Linked DNA regions of Homo sapiens: all the other regions are linked to region 1. A link is an interaction called in ENCODE POLR2A ChIA-PET data of the cell type or tissue named here. Cell type or tissue: HepG2. All regions are shown on one strand. Each heading gives the region's core, and the rest is flanking DNA. Links, peaks and the distances in the headings are about the cores only.

What was found. Peaks named below come from ENCODE experiments on the same cell type or tissue, not always from the same donor. Only the 100,000 strongest peaks of a DNase experiment are listed, where the experiment ranks them.
Region 2: POLR2A ChIA-PET joins it to region 1 with 7 read pairs; 1 of 35 experiments calls an interaction of 5 or more read pairs at or near these places.
Region 3: POLR2A ChIA-PET joins it to region 1 with 5 read pairs; 1 of 35 experiments calls an interaction of 5 or more read pairs at or near these places.

The regions. Positions count from the first base shown.
Region 1 is chr11:116,824,755-116,830,346 of GRCh38, forward strand. It overlaps APOC3 (apolipoprotein C3), which reads left to right and starts at 5,153. Exons shown (of 4, transcript NM_000040.3): 1 at 5,153-5,186. RefSeq lists enhancers at 538-904, 759-1,053, 4,673-5,592. In HepG2, for the core only: a CTCF peak has its summit at 4,306; DNase peaks (open chromatin) are centred at 4,407 and 5,047; H3K4me3 peaks cover 1,000 bases.
Region 2 is chr11:116,424,962-116,429,308 of GRCh38, forward strand. The region is part of intron 1 of LOC107987166 (a long non-coding RNA gene); the gene reads right to left. Among named protein-coding and RNA genes, the nearest start is that of LINC02151, 74 kb to the right of the region's middle. RefSeq lists a silencer at 1-245 and an enhancer at 1-245. In HepG2, for the core only: no CTCF peak of the experiment used is centred there; a DNase peak (open chromatin) is centred at 3,200; H3K4me3 peaks cover 457 bases.
Region 3 is chr11:117,296,885-117,302,476 of GRCh38, forward strand. BACE1 (beta-secretase 1) reads right to left here. Exons shown (of 9, transcript NM_012104.6): 2 at 1-77. Among named protein-coding and RNA genes, the nearest start is that of BACE1, 17 kb to the right of the region's middle. RefSeq lists enhancers at 2,745-3,306, 3,307-3,868. In HepG2, for the core only: no CTCF peak of the experiment used is centred there; DNase peaks (open chromatin) are centred at 2,967 and 3,557; H3K4me3 peaks cover 1,794 bases.

The DNA.
Region 1 (5,592 bases), core at 3,093-5,592:
TGCAATTTAAAAAAAAAAATATATATATATATATATATATATTTTTTTTTTTTTTTTTTTTTTTGAGATGGAGTCTTGCTCTGTCACCCAGGCTGGAGTGCAGTGGCACGATCTCGGCTCACTGCAAGCTCTGCCTCCCGGGTTCACGCCATTCTCCTGCCTCAGCCTCCCAAGTAGCTGGGACCATAGGCGCCCGCCACCACGCCCGGCTAATTTTTTTTTTTTTTTTTGTATTTTTAGTAGAGATGGGGTTTCGCCGTGTTAGCCAGGATGGTCTCGATCTCCTGACCTCGTGATCCGCCCGCCTCAACCTCCCAAAGTGCTGAGATTACAGGCGTGAGCCACCACGCCCGGCCTAAAAAATTATTTTCAATCCAAGGTTGGTTGAATCCATGGACACAGAAACCAAGGATACAGAGGGCTGCCTATAGAGCTCCTGGCACAGAGTAAGCTCTGAAAAATAGTTGCTGTTATTATAATAATCATACTGTATAATAATCATACTGTGTTCCTGATTTGGAGCAAAGCAGGGAGGGTAGCAGAGTGCTCCCTCCTCTAGTGAGAGTGGCAGAGTGAGACTCAGCCCTCTGAGGGGCGCCAGGTGGGCCAGAGGCAGGGTGATGGGTGGGACCAGCCTGAGGCCTGACTCCTGCCCTTCTTGCCCCCCAGCCACACTCCCTGGGCAGGAGCAGCTGGCTTGAGCAGAATCTTGGGACCTGAGGCTCTCAGGGGACCTCCCATTGGGGGATGGAGGGCAATGGTGGTGGTGCCCAGGAGGTCTTCTACTTAGATGTCTATTGGATCTCTAAATGAGGCTGCATGCATAATCACACACAAACATCCACTGAGAAGGTGACACACCACGTCAGCATGGGTCCCTCTGCCGGACCACACCACTCCTAGTGACTATGAGGTGACATCCAGGCACGTTGCACTATTGGCTCCTGTCGGTGAGTGCAGTGCCTGACAACAGTGAGCTACATTTATTTGTAAAAATGAACGCCATCAGAGTAGACCACAATTGTACTAACTCTAATTTGCTTTGTGTTCATTTTTTCAGTTTCCAGAAGTGGCTTAATGTTTCCTAGGGTCAAAGGCAGTCAAATGACCTCCTGACTCTGGCACCCCTTCTGCTGGGTCCCCACTGCCCTGTAGTGGTCCCCACGCTACCATGCTGCCTCCTTTTTGATGCAGCCTGTGCCATCTCTCCGTGATTGTTGGGGTCAGATGCTGGAGTCCACTCCCTGGCTTGGCATCCAGGCTCCAACACGTACTGCCTGTGTGTCCTTGGGCAAGTCTCATAACCTCTCTGAGCCTCAGTTACCTTGGTGAGACATAACCATTGTACCTGCCTCCTAGGCTGTGAGGATTCACTGAGATGATCTTATAGTGCTTGCAACAATGTCTGGCACATAGGAAAAGTGATCACTAAATGTTAGCCACGTCTTACTCCTGCAAGGCTCACCTCCCTGGAACCCATCGGTCCCAACCCTGCTCCTGAATCAGGCACAGTCCAGCTTGCAGCGGGAGCAAAGGTCAGTACTCAGTGCCCCTGTCCCTTCCCCAGGCCAGAGGGGAGGAGGAGACTGAGTCACGAATGACACCTCAGCCGCAGTTTGACCTCCAGGACTTACAGTCCTAGCAGCCGGTGCCACTAGCATGTGAGAGGTCCAGAGGCGCTTCTGTCTCACCCGCCCGCCTGGGTGCACCCATGCTGGGAGCGCCTGCACCATTTGAGCATGTCCGAGAGCATCCACCAGAGTGTGTGTGGATTCACAGAAGTGTGCAAATCACTAAGAACCAAGGGACTGGCACAGCCCATGCGTGCACCCACGCTCGCGAGGGGACCTGCTGCCTTTCAACGTGGCGGGGACGTGACCTGTTAATGAATGTATTTACTTCCCAAAGTCTGAGGGTACGTTTTGCATCAATCTGTAGATGGATTTGTTTTGGGGAGCAGGGAGAGAATGAGAGCCCCCTGTGCTCAGTCTTAGAGGGTGCAAGTAGCTGATGGGAAGAGCAGACTGCCTTCCAGCCAGGCCTGGTCCTGTGAGTCAGGGACGTCCATCTTAGTGGGCATGAAAGGCCTGTGTGATCTCGAGGGAGACATCGCCTCTCCAAGCCTCTCCTTATCTGTGCAACAGGCAGACTTAATGATTGGTGAGGCAATGAGGCTGATAGCTCAGCATTAGCTACAGCCACCCCTCCTGGCCAACCACACAGGGATCAAACCAGGGGTCAGTCCAGAGGTCAGAGTCAGGAGCAGACAACTCAGATCCAGCCAGGGACAGGCAGGTCACACGGACATGTGCCTCACGTATGCTTCAAGGGGCCCTCCCCCGGGCAGAACTGAAGGACAGCTCCTGTTGCCATAGGAGGGAGCTGGGTGAGATACTAGGAGGAACTTCCGGCATGATGATGTGTGATGAACAAGGGCCTCTGGCCAACAGGTCTGAATCAGGGCTGCCCAGCCCAGCCTGGTGGGAAGGGCATGGAGCATGGGGGCTCATGTACTAAACCTCACCTGGACACAAGGTGAAACAGCCCAACCCCAGAGGACCATTTTTGGCCCCGGATGGTCAAATCCCCTCTTCCTCCCATCTACCACTGGCTTCTCCCTGGAGCAGTCTTCATCCCAGGGGAGCCATGATGGGAGAGAGGGGCAGCGCAGGCTGGCCACCAAGAGATCCCCTGCCGGGGTGCAGGTTGGACTGTTGGTGAGGGGCCACAGGTATTCTCAGGTACCAAGCCCTTGGAAGGAGACAAGGTACCAGGCTTCCTGGAGGTGTGCTACATCTAGCTCAGCACCCTGCCAGGTCTCTCTACCCACATGTCCTGACCTCCCTGGGTCCGTTGCCATGCGGGAGAGAGAGGCCAGGCTCCTCCAGACCCTCTGCAGAGATGGAAAGGCTTGGAGGGTCTGGGGCCACGGGACCCCGCCAGCCCATTCTAGCACACCCGGGCCCATAGACCTTGTTGCCTGCCCCTGCCTGGATCTGGGTCCCCACTGTGCCTTTGCCTCTGGGGCTATGGAGCAGGCCGCAGCAGAAGAGGAAAGGGCATCCCCAATACCAAATCCTCCAGTGACCACTTCTTCACCTTCTACCCCACCACCAAAGTCTGCAGGAGACTTGAGACAGGTTTGTTCTGGGCGTGTGACTGATGCCTCTATAGGGGTCTCAGTGCTCTAAGCCGTCTGGTATTTGCCTGGGGTGTGTGAAGACCTGGATTAAGGTTCCCAGCCTTACTACTAATGGGCTGTGCACTTGGAGCCCTTAGAGCCTTAGGTTTCTAACCTATAAAATGGACTTAACGTCTACTTCACAGGGTTCTATTTGCATTTTAACAGAAAACAAAGTCTTAAGTCAAAGGAATGAATCTCTCTCTCTCTCTCTCTCTCTCTTTTTTAGACCAAGTCTAGCTCTGTCACTGGAGTGCAATGGTGCGATCTCTGCTCACTGCAACCTCCACCTCCGGGGTTCAAGCAATTCTCGTGCCTCAGCCTCCTGAGTAGCTGGGACTACAGGCGTGCATCACCATGCTCGGCTAATTTTTTGTATTTTTAGTAGAGACTGGGTTTCGCCATGTTGCCCAGGCTGGTCTCGAACTCCTGGCCTCAGATATCCGTCCGTCCCAGCCTCCCAAAGTGCTGGGATTACAGGCATGAGCCACTGTGCCCAGCCAGGAATGGATCGCTAATAGAGGAATTCCAAGTCTCACCCACCGATAAAGAATTCTGAGGGCAGAGCCGGGCCACTTTCTCAGGCCTCTGATTTCATACTGTGGTGTTAGTTACTTCTGAGAGGACAGCTTGCTGCCAGAGCTCTATTTTTTATGTTAGAGGCTCCTTCTGCCTGCAGACTCTGCTGTCTGGGAAGGGCACAGCGTTAGGAGGGAGAGGGAGGTGTGAGTCCCTCCATGGACCCGCTGCTTTGTACTTCTCTATCTCATTTCCTTTTCAGCACCACTCTGGGCAATCAGTATTCCAGCCCCATTTTATCCTCAGAAAATTGAGGCTCTGAGATGTTATCTCTGTGACCTGGGTCCTATTACGTGCCAAAGGCATCATTTAAGCCTAAGATGTCCTGGCTCCAAGGTGTCAGCATCTGGAAGACAGGCGCCCTCATCCTGCCATCCCTGCTGCGGCTTCACTGTGGGCCCAGGGGACATCTCAGCCCCGAGAAGGGTCAGCGGCCCCTCCTGGACCACCGACTCCCCGCAGAACTCCTCTGTGCCCTCTCCTCACCAGACCTTGTTCCTCCCAGTTGCTCCCACAGCCAGGGGGCAGTGAGGGCTGCTCTTCCCCCAGCCCCACTGAGGAACCCAGGAAGGTGAACGAGAGAATCAGTCCTGGTGGGGGCTGGGGAGGGCCCCAGACATGAGACCAGCTCCTCCCCCAGGGGATGTTATCAGTGGGTCCAGAGGGCAAAATAGGGAGCCTGGTGGAGGGAGGGGCAAAGGCCTCGGGCTCTGAGCGGCCTTGGCCCTTCTCCACCAACCCCTGCCCTACACTAAGGGGGAGGCAGCGGGGGGCACACAGGGTGGGGGCGGGTGGGGGGCTGCTGGGTGAGCAGCACTCGCCTGCCTGGATTGAAACCCAGAGATGGAGGTGCTGGGAGGGGCTGTGAGAGCTCAGCCCTGTAACCAGGCCTTGCCGGAGCCACTGATGCCTGGTCTTCTGTGCCTTTACTCCAAACACCCCCCAGCCCAAGCCACCCACTTGTTCTCAAGTCTGAAGAAGCCCCTCACCCCTCTACTCCAGGCTGTGTTCAGGGCTTGGGGCTGGTGGAGGGAGGGGCCTGAAATTCCAGTGTGAAAGGCTGAGATGGGCCCGAGGCCCCTGGCCTATGTCCAAGCCATTTCCCCTCTCACCAGCCTCTCCCTGGGGAGCCAGTCAGCTAGGAAGGAATGAGGGCTCCCCAGGCCCACCCCCAGTTCCTGAGCTCATCTGGGCTGCAGGGCTGGCGGGACAGCAGCGTGGACTCAGTCTCCTAGGGATTTCCCAACTCTCCCGCCCGCTTGCTGCATCTGGACACCCTGCCTCAGGCCCTCATCTCCACTGGTCAGCAGGTGACCTTTGCCCAGCGCCCTGGGTCCTCAGTGCCTGCTGCCCTGGAGATGATATAAAACAGGTCAGAACCCTCCTGCCTGTCTGCTCAGTTCATCCCTAGAGGCAGCTGCTCCAGGTAATGCCCTCTGGGGAGGGGAAAGAGGAGGGGAGGAGGATGAAGAGGGGCAAGAGGAGCTCCCTGCCCAGCCCAGCCAGCAAGCCTGGAGAAGCACTTGCTAGAGCTAAGGAAGCCTCGGAGCTGGACGGGTGCCCCCCACCCCTCATCATAACCTGAAGAACATGGAGGCCCGGGAGGGGTGTCACTTGCCCAAAGCTACACAGGGGGTGGGGCTGGAAGTGGCTCCAAGTGCAGGTTCCCCCCTCATTCTTCAGGCTTAGGGCTGGAGGAAGCCTTAGACAGCCCAGTCCTACCCCAGACAGGGAAACTGAGGCCTGGAGAGGGCCAGAAATCACCCAAAGACACACAGCATGTTGGCTGGACTGGACGGAGATCAGTCCAGACCGCAGGTGCCTTGATGTTC
Region 2 (4,347 bases), core at 1,681-4,180, 400 kb before region 1:
ACGGACACAGGAGGTTGCACAGAGTACGTGCAGAAAACCACCAAACTCCAGTCCTCTTATCTTCACATTCAGAGAGAGATTCCGGACCCCAGAGTACAGAAGTGAATTGCCCAAGGTCACAGGGCTGGCCAGTAGCCAGGTCTTCTGACTAAGCCACCTGCCTTCCATCAGCAGGAAGTGCTCATCCCATCCCAAGGAGGGCCAGCCTGAGGGGAGAAGGTGGAGGGTTTGGGGAAATAGAGACTACCGCTGGAATTTTCTTTGTGTTCCTACCCACCAGGCTTCATTTGGGATCTGCTCTTCCCCCAGCAGACTTTCATAGTGCTGGCAACACAGCAACCTCTATGTGGGCAGTCACTGGCCTAGGGTCTTCATACAATTTATCCTCCAAACTGGGGCTCTTTCAAGAGTGAAGGAGGCACTGTTAATTATTCGACAGGGTAACGGTGCACACTTTGGACTGTCCCAGGCAAACAGAGACATTGGTCAGCCTGGCTATAGCTATTCCACGCGGCCCTCCCCTCTTTCAGTAAGAGTCCCCCTTAATCATCTAATGGTGACCCCAGAGATGTCCTGTGTACTGATGTGGAGACCAGCCACTTAGGTGAGACCTGGGCTTAGCAAAATATAACATATACATTGGATAGGGGGAAAATGAAGTGTTAAATAGCTGTTCACAACACAATTTGCATTTTCTTTTTTTTTTTTTTTTTTTTTGAGACGGAGTCTCGCTCTGTCACCCAGGCTGGAGTGCAGTGGCGCAATCTTGGCTCACTGCAAGCTCTGCCTCCCGGGTTCATGCCATTCTCCTGCCTCAGCCTCCCAAGTAGCTGGGACTACAAGTGCCCGCCACCACTCCCGGCTAATTTTTTTGTATTTTGTATTTTGTATTTTTTTGTAACACGGAGACTGGGTTTCTCCGTGTTAGCCAGGATGATCTCGATCTCCTGACCTCGTGATCCACCCGCCTCGGCCTCCCAAACTGCTGGGATTACAGACATGAGCCACAGCGCCCGGCCTCAATTTGCATTTTCTATTCATTGATTTCATAAATATTTTCAAGTCTACAGTGTGCCTAGCATAATGCTGGGTATTGGAGAAACACTGGCAAATGACATAGACACCGACCCTGTCCTCATGGAATTCATAGACCACTAGAAAAATTGAACACCACTTAAAAATCAAATCATGTTCTCCACAAGGAAACACGAGTGATGGAACACTCAGAAAACACAGGGGTTGGGCCTTGTCAAAGGAAATCTTTATTGGTTCCATCTTCAAATCAAATCAATTCTATATGGAAGATGATCACCTAGTTGCTCAGGCTAAAGTACAGTGGTGTGATCACAGCTCACTGCAGCCTTGGCCTCCTGGGCTCAAGTGATCCTCCCACCTCAGCTTCCCAAGTAGCTGGGACCACAGGCACATGCCACCATGCCAGGCTAATTTTTTATTTTTCTAGAGAGGCGGGTCTTGCTATGTTGCCCAAGCTGATTTCAAACTCCTGGGCTCAAGTGATCCTCCCACCTCAGCCTCCCAAAGTGCTGGGATTACAGGTGTGAGCTACCACGCCTGGTCGTTATGTGACTTTGAGCAATTTATTCAACCTCTCTGAGCCTCAACTCCCTTACTCGTAAAAAAGGAAAATGATATTATTTACTTCATAAGCCTAATCTGAAAATGAAACAATAAACCTGTAAACTGCTTTGCACAGTGCCTGAATCAAGGTAGGTACTCAACAGAAATCAGTTCTCTTTTCTTCTATTTCCAAACTGGTTTTTATATCTTTTTGCCGTTACTCCTGCTCTTCTGCCAGCAAGATACTCTCTCCTTTTCATTGCCTACCCAGGCAACTCCTATTCATCCTTGAATGCCCAGCATAACATAGCAAAAGCCAGCACAGAGTAGCAGTTAAGAATACAAGCTTTTGGTCCAGTGTTCCTGGGTCTGAATTCTGATTCTGCCAATTGCTGTGTGATCTTAGGTAAATGACTTAACCTCTCTGTACCTCAATTTCCTCTCGTTTCATTCAATTGTCATGAGGATAAAATGAGTTAATAAGCATGCATTTGGACCAGTAGCTACTTCACAGTGGGTGCTATGTGAATTTTTGAAAAAAATAAGGCCAGGCATGGTGGCTCACACACCTGTAATCTCAGCACTTTGGGAGGCTGAGGCAGGCAGATCCCTTGAGCTCAGGAGTTTGAGACCAGCCTGGGCAACATGATGAAACCCTGTCTCTATAAAAAATACAAAAAGTAGCCAGGCATTGCGGTACACACCTGTAGTCCCAGCTACTCGGGAGGCTGAGGTGGGAGAATCACTTGAGCCTGGGAGGCGGAGGTTGCAGTGAGCCAAGATCATGCCACTGTACTCCAGTCTGGGTGACAGAGTGAGACTCTGTCTCAAAAAAATAAAATAAATAAAAAATAAAAATAAAATGGCCAGCTCAGAAATCATCTCCTCCAGCTTTAAAAATCTGAAATGTTCCTGAATTAAGCTGAGCTTACAGTGCTGTAAATGGTCTTTGGTGGTGTTGGCATTACAAGGAAGAATGACAGCAGAGTGATATGAACTAAGTGGAGGGATCAGGGCATGGCCTCTGAAGGAGAAAGATCTCACCTTGAGCTAATGTGAGGGCCCAGGGATCTAGAATCCTATCTAAACCCCAGGCCTAACTATCCCTCAATTCTACAATGTCATAGCTTGGGAGCCTAAAAGCTGGACAGAGTCGTCTCCTCTGAAATGGCCTAGCCCCTGTCCTTTCAGAGAGAGCTTCTCAAGGTCATTGCAAAACCAGGCTCTCAAGGCCCCTCCCTACAGCCTCGGCTTTCCTCTCTAGGAGCAAAGTCCCACCAAGACCTGAACTCTAGCTGCAAGAATTCAAGACGTGTTCAATTCACTTCCAGGTTCTCCTCCCACCCACCACCAGCCCTCTATCCCCCAGAGCTAGGCAGCAGCTGCTGTTAGGAGATCCTATCCAGCCCTGGCTTGACATTTCAACAGCCCGAGACCCAGAGATAAAAGTTGTCACTGAACAAAGTTCATCCCCCTCTCCCGCTCCCTTCCTGGAGCCTCGATAGGCATCAGAATGGGCACTGAGATGGTCTCTCTTGCTTTCTACTGCTGCTGCCGCTGCTGCAATTCCTGCTTTTTATTTAGAGGGGTGGGGGGAGATTTCACAACTGATGATTACGAAGAAGCGGTTTATCACCTGTGCTTTTATGATTGTAGCGACTAAGGGGAAAAAGATGTCTTTTCAGATAAGCATTTGAAGGACGGGGAGAAAGATTTTCAAAGCTCCCTTTGTTCTCCTGGAGGGCCACGCCATTGAGTTCTGGCAGGCAGCCCGGGAGAAAGGAGGATTTTAAAAACACAATCTGAGCTGGCTTCCAAACCCCTGCTCACCATCCCTGTCATCAATTAGGGATGTTACTTAACAAGGGGTTTGGGCCATTGTCTCATCCAGCCTGCTTTCCCTAATTGGATGCAGAGTGGTGATGAATTATTTGGAAAAGGGCTCCACACTGCAGAGGTCATTGCTTTGGCCCCCTGACACTCAAGGCCAGCTCAGGCTGGGCTGGTGTGGGCCTCTGGGGCATGTTGCTGGCAGGGAGATAAGAGAAGGACCTTTCTGAGGCCCCTCAGTGCAGGCGGAGAGCACAGACCCAGAACCCAGAGAAGGGCAGGCTGCCAGTCCATGCGGGGAACTGAAGGTGAGTGGCCAGGGAGAAGATGGGGGCCGCTCCTGTGGCCTCTGCCACCCCCAGCCCCCACTCCAGTTTCTGAAGATGGAGCTCGGTGAGCACAGAGAGCTTTAAGGCCTCAGTCCACAAAGGGACGGGTCTGAATTCGTTAGGTCAAACTGCCATAGACTCATAAATATTGTGCCCAGAATCCCCCAGACCCTGAGTTACGGACTGAGTCCACCAAAGGTTAAGAAATGGCCATCATCCTCAGCAAAGGAAAATGCATCCTCCACAGCTTCCAATGGAGAGAACTCTAGGTGAAAGAGAAGCTGGATCCCATGGCACACTGGGTTGCCCTTACCTTTGGAAATGACTGAGGCCCAGAGTTCAGGATGCTCCCCCACTTTACCCTGCTGTCCCAAGTGTGGGACCATTTTCTTTCTTCCTCACAGTGTAACTGAGATCAAACTGCAATGTTTCAATAAAACCTTACTAAATGCCCAGAAGAAACAAAAGAGAAAACAGAGTAATACAAAATCAGATCATCATCAGGTTTAAGACCTACAGTTGGCTCACGTTCAACTTGGAGCCCTCATAAGTTGCCTCCCCACCAGGGTGGATCCCCAGCTTGCCTCCCTTGCCAGAGGCAAGCTTTCCC
Region 3 (5,592 bases), core at 1,651-4,150, 470 kb after region 1:
TAGTAGCGATGCAGGAAGGGGTGGGGGGCAGCACCCACTGCAAAGTTACTGCTGCCTGTATCCACCAGGATGTTGAGCTGTCAGAGAAAGGGGAGAGAAAAGACAGTATAGACAGGAGGCTTCGGTCACACCACCTTTATTATCCCTCACGCCCCAGCCACAGTCTGCCCCTTAGAATGTCCAGAGTGAAGCTCCACGATGCAGGACTGGTCCAGGCTGGCACCCGTTACCACCACGACCACAGACAGGACCTGGGGTCCTGTGGTGCTGCAGGGGCCAAAGGAACACTTCCCCTGTGCCCTCTGCAGGTCTGCTGAAAAACCAACTGAAAAAAGGCAGATTAGTAGAAGAACTAATATGCAAGGGAGTCAAAAAAATATAGGAAGTCAAAGAGATAGCCAGATGGTTGATGATTTTATACCATCTTGAGGTTACAGAAAGAATGGGAGCTTGGGCAAGGTGCAGTGGCTTACCCCTGTAATCCCAGCACTATGGGAGGCTGAGGCAGGTGGATCACCTGAGGTGAGGAGTTTGAGACCAGCCTGGCCAACAGGACGAAACTCTGTCTCTACTAAAAATACAAAAATTAGCTGGACATGGTGGCACATGCCTGTAGTCCCAGCTACTCAGGAGGCTGAGGCATGAGACTCACTTGACCCTGGGAGGTGGAGGTTGCAGTGAACTGAGACCATGCCACTGCACTCCAGCCTGGGCGACAGAGACCCTGTCTCAACAACAAAAAAAAAAGGGACTTGGACTTTGGCAAAAATAGTTATGGGAGGGATAAACGGAGGCCAGGCCAGTAAAAGTGGTCTTTTTATATGAATGAAACCTCATAGGTAACACCCCTCAGAGAAAACAGGTGATGTATGTGTCTTTCAGACCTTTAAACATGTCAGACTTTCAGTTAATCTTTCCTAGATTTGGACCAGGGAGGGCCTCAGAGAAAGCCAGGTTGCATCAATGCAGATTCTCTGCAGATGCAAATCTCCCTCAAAAGCCAGATTTGCAGGGCCACTTCTGTGTGCTGGCCCTCTGACAGCCGACTCAAAATACGTCAAAGTAGTATATTCTGGGGTAAAATATCTTGGTTTCCTTTGGCACCCTCAACATGGCCTTAGAAATGCTGTGTCTGAGGCCAGCACAGTGGCTCACAACTGTAATCCCAACACTTTGAGAGGCTAAGGCGGGTGGATCACTTGAGGTCAGGAGTTCAAGACCAGCCTGGTGAATGTAGTAAAATCCCATCTCTACTAAAAATACAAAGATTAGCCGGGTGTGGTGACGCACGCCTATAATCCCAGCTACTTGGGAGGCTGAGGCAGGAGAATCACTTGAACCCAGGAGGCGGAGGTTGCAGTGAGCCGAAATTACACCACTGCACTCCGGCCTGGACGAGAGCAACACTCCGTCTCAAAAAAAAAAAGAAAAGAAAAGAAACGCTGTGTCTGCTTCAGTCTATGGAGTCATAACATTTTGTGCGTCATCTCAGAGCTATGTGGTGTGTGTGCTGTCTCTGTTCCCATGTCTCTCTACCGTCACATCACCCCTGCTCACTGTGTACCTGACTGATTCTGTCTTCAGGGCCCCCTGCTCCTTTTCAATTCTCCCAGGAAGCAGTCTGGCTTATCCCCTCCAGCTCAGAGAAGACCTATTCTAGGAGCTGTACTGGTCAGGGGACCTGTGGGGACCAGGATGGCACATCAGTGTCCATGCGTGTGGTTCTGTCCCTGCCACCAGAATGTGGCTCCCCTTCTGTCTCACAGGTGACACAGACCTAGGAATCCTACTGTCAGAAATAGTGGGGAGCCAGGAGCCCCATAAAATGTCCTGGTGAAAACCCATCTTGTCAGGGCCCTGGATTTGGCTAAGTGAAGATGGACAGGTGTCTTGGTGTTCCCTTCTGTCCAGCTCTTTCTAGCATCACTTCTTTTTTTTGAGATGGAGTTTCGCTCTTGTTACCCAGGCTGGAGTGCAATGGCGCGATCTCGGCTCACTGCCATCTCCGCCTCCTGGGTTCAAGTGATTCTCCTGTCTCAGTCTCCTGAGTAGCTGGGATTACAAGTGTGCGCTACCACGCAGGGCTAATTTTTGTATTTTTAGTAGAGACGAGGTTTCACCACGTTGGCCAGGCTGGTCTCGAACTCCTGACCTCAGGTGATCCACCTGCCTCGGCCTCCCAAAGTGCTGAGGCGTGAGCTACCATGCCCGGCCTCTAGCATCACTTCTCCTTGGCCCTTTCTTCCTCCTTTGATGGCCTGACCCCACCTTCAGTCAGACCAGAGCCATTTTTTGAAAGTCTACTATATCCTCACAGGCAAAAAAAGGAAAGGCCCCACCCTCAGAAAAATGGTAATTTGTAAGTTGCATCTCGCCTCTTGCCGACTTTCCATCACCTCAGGTTCTCCTCTGCCCCAGGGGCCTTCATTTCTGTATCTTCTCTCCTCAGTCCAGTGAAATCAACTGACCTCAGTTTTGGTGCAGGCCCTGACCCTGTCACCTTGAGCAGATCACTGTGCTTCTCTGGACTTCAGTTTCGTCCTCTCTGCCAGATCCTCTCTGGCTCCTTCCTGCTCTCCGTGGTGCCTCTGTGGCTGTGCTGACTGTGCCCTCCCCCAGTGCCTGCTTAGACCTCCTGGCCTCCTCACATCCCCAAAGACTCCTCTGACAATCTCCCGGCCCTCAGACCTTGTCTCCTCCCTCCTTCCCAGCCCCCCACTCCTGGCCTGGTTTCCATTCCCCTCCCTGCCCCTCTTCCCCTACCTCTACCCGTGGTCTCTCTCCCCGGTCTCTGGGCAGCCACCAGCTCCAGATGCTGTGCTTTCAGAGAAAATCAATAGAGCTGGGAGGCTCAGCAGTTCAGATGAAATCAACCAGGTTAATGATTAAGAAGGCTTCTTCACCCACCCTCTCCCCACGAACCCTCTTCCCCATTCTCAGGACTCAGCTCCCAGCATGGGGGGCTGGCCTCATATTACAGGGCTCCCTGCTATCACTGGACCCCAAAGAAAGAGGATCTCCTCCACAACAAGTCTCTGTGGCCTGTGCAAGGGAGGGAACATCCGGCAAGTTCTAAGCAAATATGGCTACTGCTTTACACTGGAGTGGAGCTTTGACCTGGGGGCTCCTGCTGTCCCTGCCCCTCCCTGCCTCCCCCTTCCTCTCCTGCGAGGCAGGAGGGAGCTCTCTGCAGGGTACTCCCACCCCAGCCCTGAGGCCCTGGGCGCTCTTGCTGTCCTTCCAGCCCCAGCCTTTCCCCCTGCCACCCCAAAGGGGGCCAGGCCGAGCCCAGGAAGGAACGTCCCCCTCCACTCCCATCCCTCTCACCCACCCCAATACTACGATTTCAGGTCCCCACTGCTCTCTGCCTCCCCTCTCCACCTTACACACACACACAAAAGAAAACCAGAATAAACAGTTGGGCTTCTCTCCCGAGCAAATGTCGACCCGTCTGCCCTCTGCGGTGTGCTCCCGCCCGAGAGAAGTAATTCTGGTCCTGTCCTTCAGCGCTTCGAATGGGAGCCCTGGCCAGTCCCGGCAGCCTTTTCCCCACCCCTGCTCCATTCCAAGCGGGGGGATGGGGGGGGCTCTTAACAGGACGGGCCCGAGGCAAGGCTGAGGCACTGCTTGCTCATTATGAAACAGGGCAGTTCAGGGCGGCCTGGGCAGAGGCAGCGGTGGAGGGGCTGCAGCCGCCGAACCCCAGCAGCTGGGTTCCCCTCTCGGGTCACTGAACTGGGCCAGGGGATGAGACTGCCCTCATCTCCCACAGCCAACCACACCAACCTGCCTGCGGCTGCCCCTTCCAGGCTCCTCATGAGCTGCCACCTGTGCTGGGGAGTCAAGTCCCTCCTCCCTTCCCAGGCACCCACCTCTTCCTTGGCCCTTTTCCCTCACATAGATACAGCCACCCCACCCTGGCCCCATCTCCACCAAATCTGAATTCTTCCTGTTGACATTTACAGATGCTCATCTCTTCATTAAAACAAAAACAAAACAAAAAACTTCCTTAATCTCACATCCGCCTCCAGTCCCCTCTCTCCTCTCCCTTCACAACCAAAGCGCTCAGCCAGGCTGTCTCCATTTCTTCACCTCCCACGCATTCCTCAACCCATTCTAAAACTGGGTTTCGCCTCCATTCCTCCACTATAAAACAGCCCTTACTACAGTTACCGGTGACTTCATGTCACCAAACACTGAAGGTGTTTTTCAAGTCAGCCTTCATCTTCTCAGGTCCTGTGTTCTCTGTCTCCTTGGCAGGCTCCTTTCTCAAGGCTTGAGCTTTGGCCCTCTTCCTCTCTAACGACCCTCTCCCACTAAGCCATCTACCTAGATCCTGGTGATGTCTAAGCTCCTAACTCCAGCTTTTTCCTCTCCTTTGAGCTCCCGACGCACGCACCCAAGTGCCTCAAAGATACCTCAAGGGCTGGGTGCAGGGGCTGACACCTGTAATCCCAGCACTTTGGGAGGCCAAGGCGAGAGGATCACTTGAGGCCAGGAGTTCGAGACCAGCCTGGACAACATAGTGAGACCCCCTCCCACACACCTCCATGTCTACAAACAAAATTTTTAAAATTAGCCAGGCATGGTGATGGGCACCAGTGGTCCCTGCTACTCAGGAGGCTGAGGTGAAAGGATCGCTTGAGCCCAGGAGTTTGAGGTTGCAGTGAACCATGATTGTGCCACTGCACTCCAGCCTGGGTGACAGAACAAGACCGTCTCAAAAAAAAAAAAAAGGTCAAATTCAGGATGTCCCAAGCTGACCCAACGCAGTCCTTTCCATCTGGTGGCTGCCTTCCAGTGTTCCTTATACTAGTGGATGGCAGCATCACCCATCTGTTCTGTAGGTCAGCAGTATCAGACATATCCTAACACCTTCCTCTTCTTCACCTCTCTATCCAGTGCATCAACAAGTCCTGTCCAATTAAGCTCCTTACAAGTCTCTTGAATGTATTCATTCCTTATTTCTTTTGCTGTCCCTAGGCCAAGCTATCATCAGCTCACCCTGGAATATCACAGTAGTTTCCCAGCTGCTTTTGGCACATCTTCTCTTGACCTGTCCAATCTGTTTTGTGCACTGCAGCCAGAGTGATCTTTTCAAAGTGCAAATTTGACTGTTAACCCTCCTATGTAAACAGTTTTCCTTTGCTATTAAAAACGTAAAGCTGGCCGGGTGCGGTGGCTCACGCCTGTAATCCCAGCACTTTGGGAGGCTGAGGTGGTTGGATCACCTGAGGTCAGGAGTTCCAGACCAGCCTGGGCAACATGGTGAAACCCCATCTCTACAAAAATACAAAAATTAGCTGGGTGTGGTGGCAGGCACCTGTAATCCCAGCGACTCGGAAGGCTGAGGCAGGAGAATCGTTTGAACCTGGAAGGTGGAGATTGCAGTGAGATGAGATGGCGCCACTGCACTCCCGTCTGGGCAACAGAGCAAGATTCTGTCTCAAAAACAAAACAAAACAAAACAAAACAAAACCAACCAAAAAACCCATAAAGCTCTGCTGCCAGCCACACTGACCTCAGATATCTCAGTTCCCCACACCAGCCATGGTCCCTCTCGCAAAGGCTGTTGTATCAGCTTCACTCTGC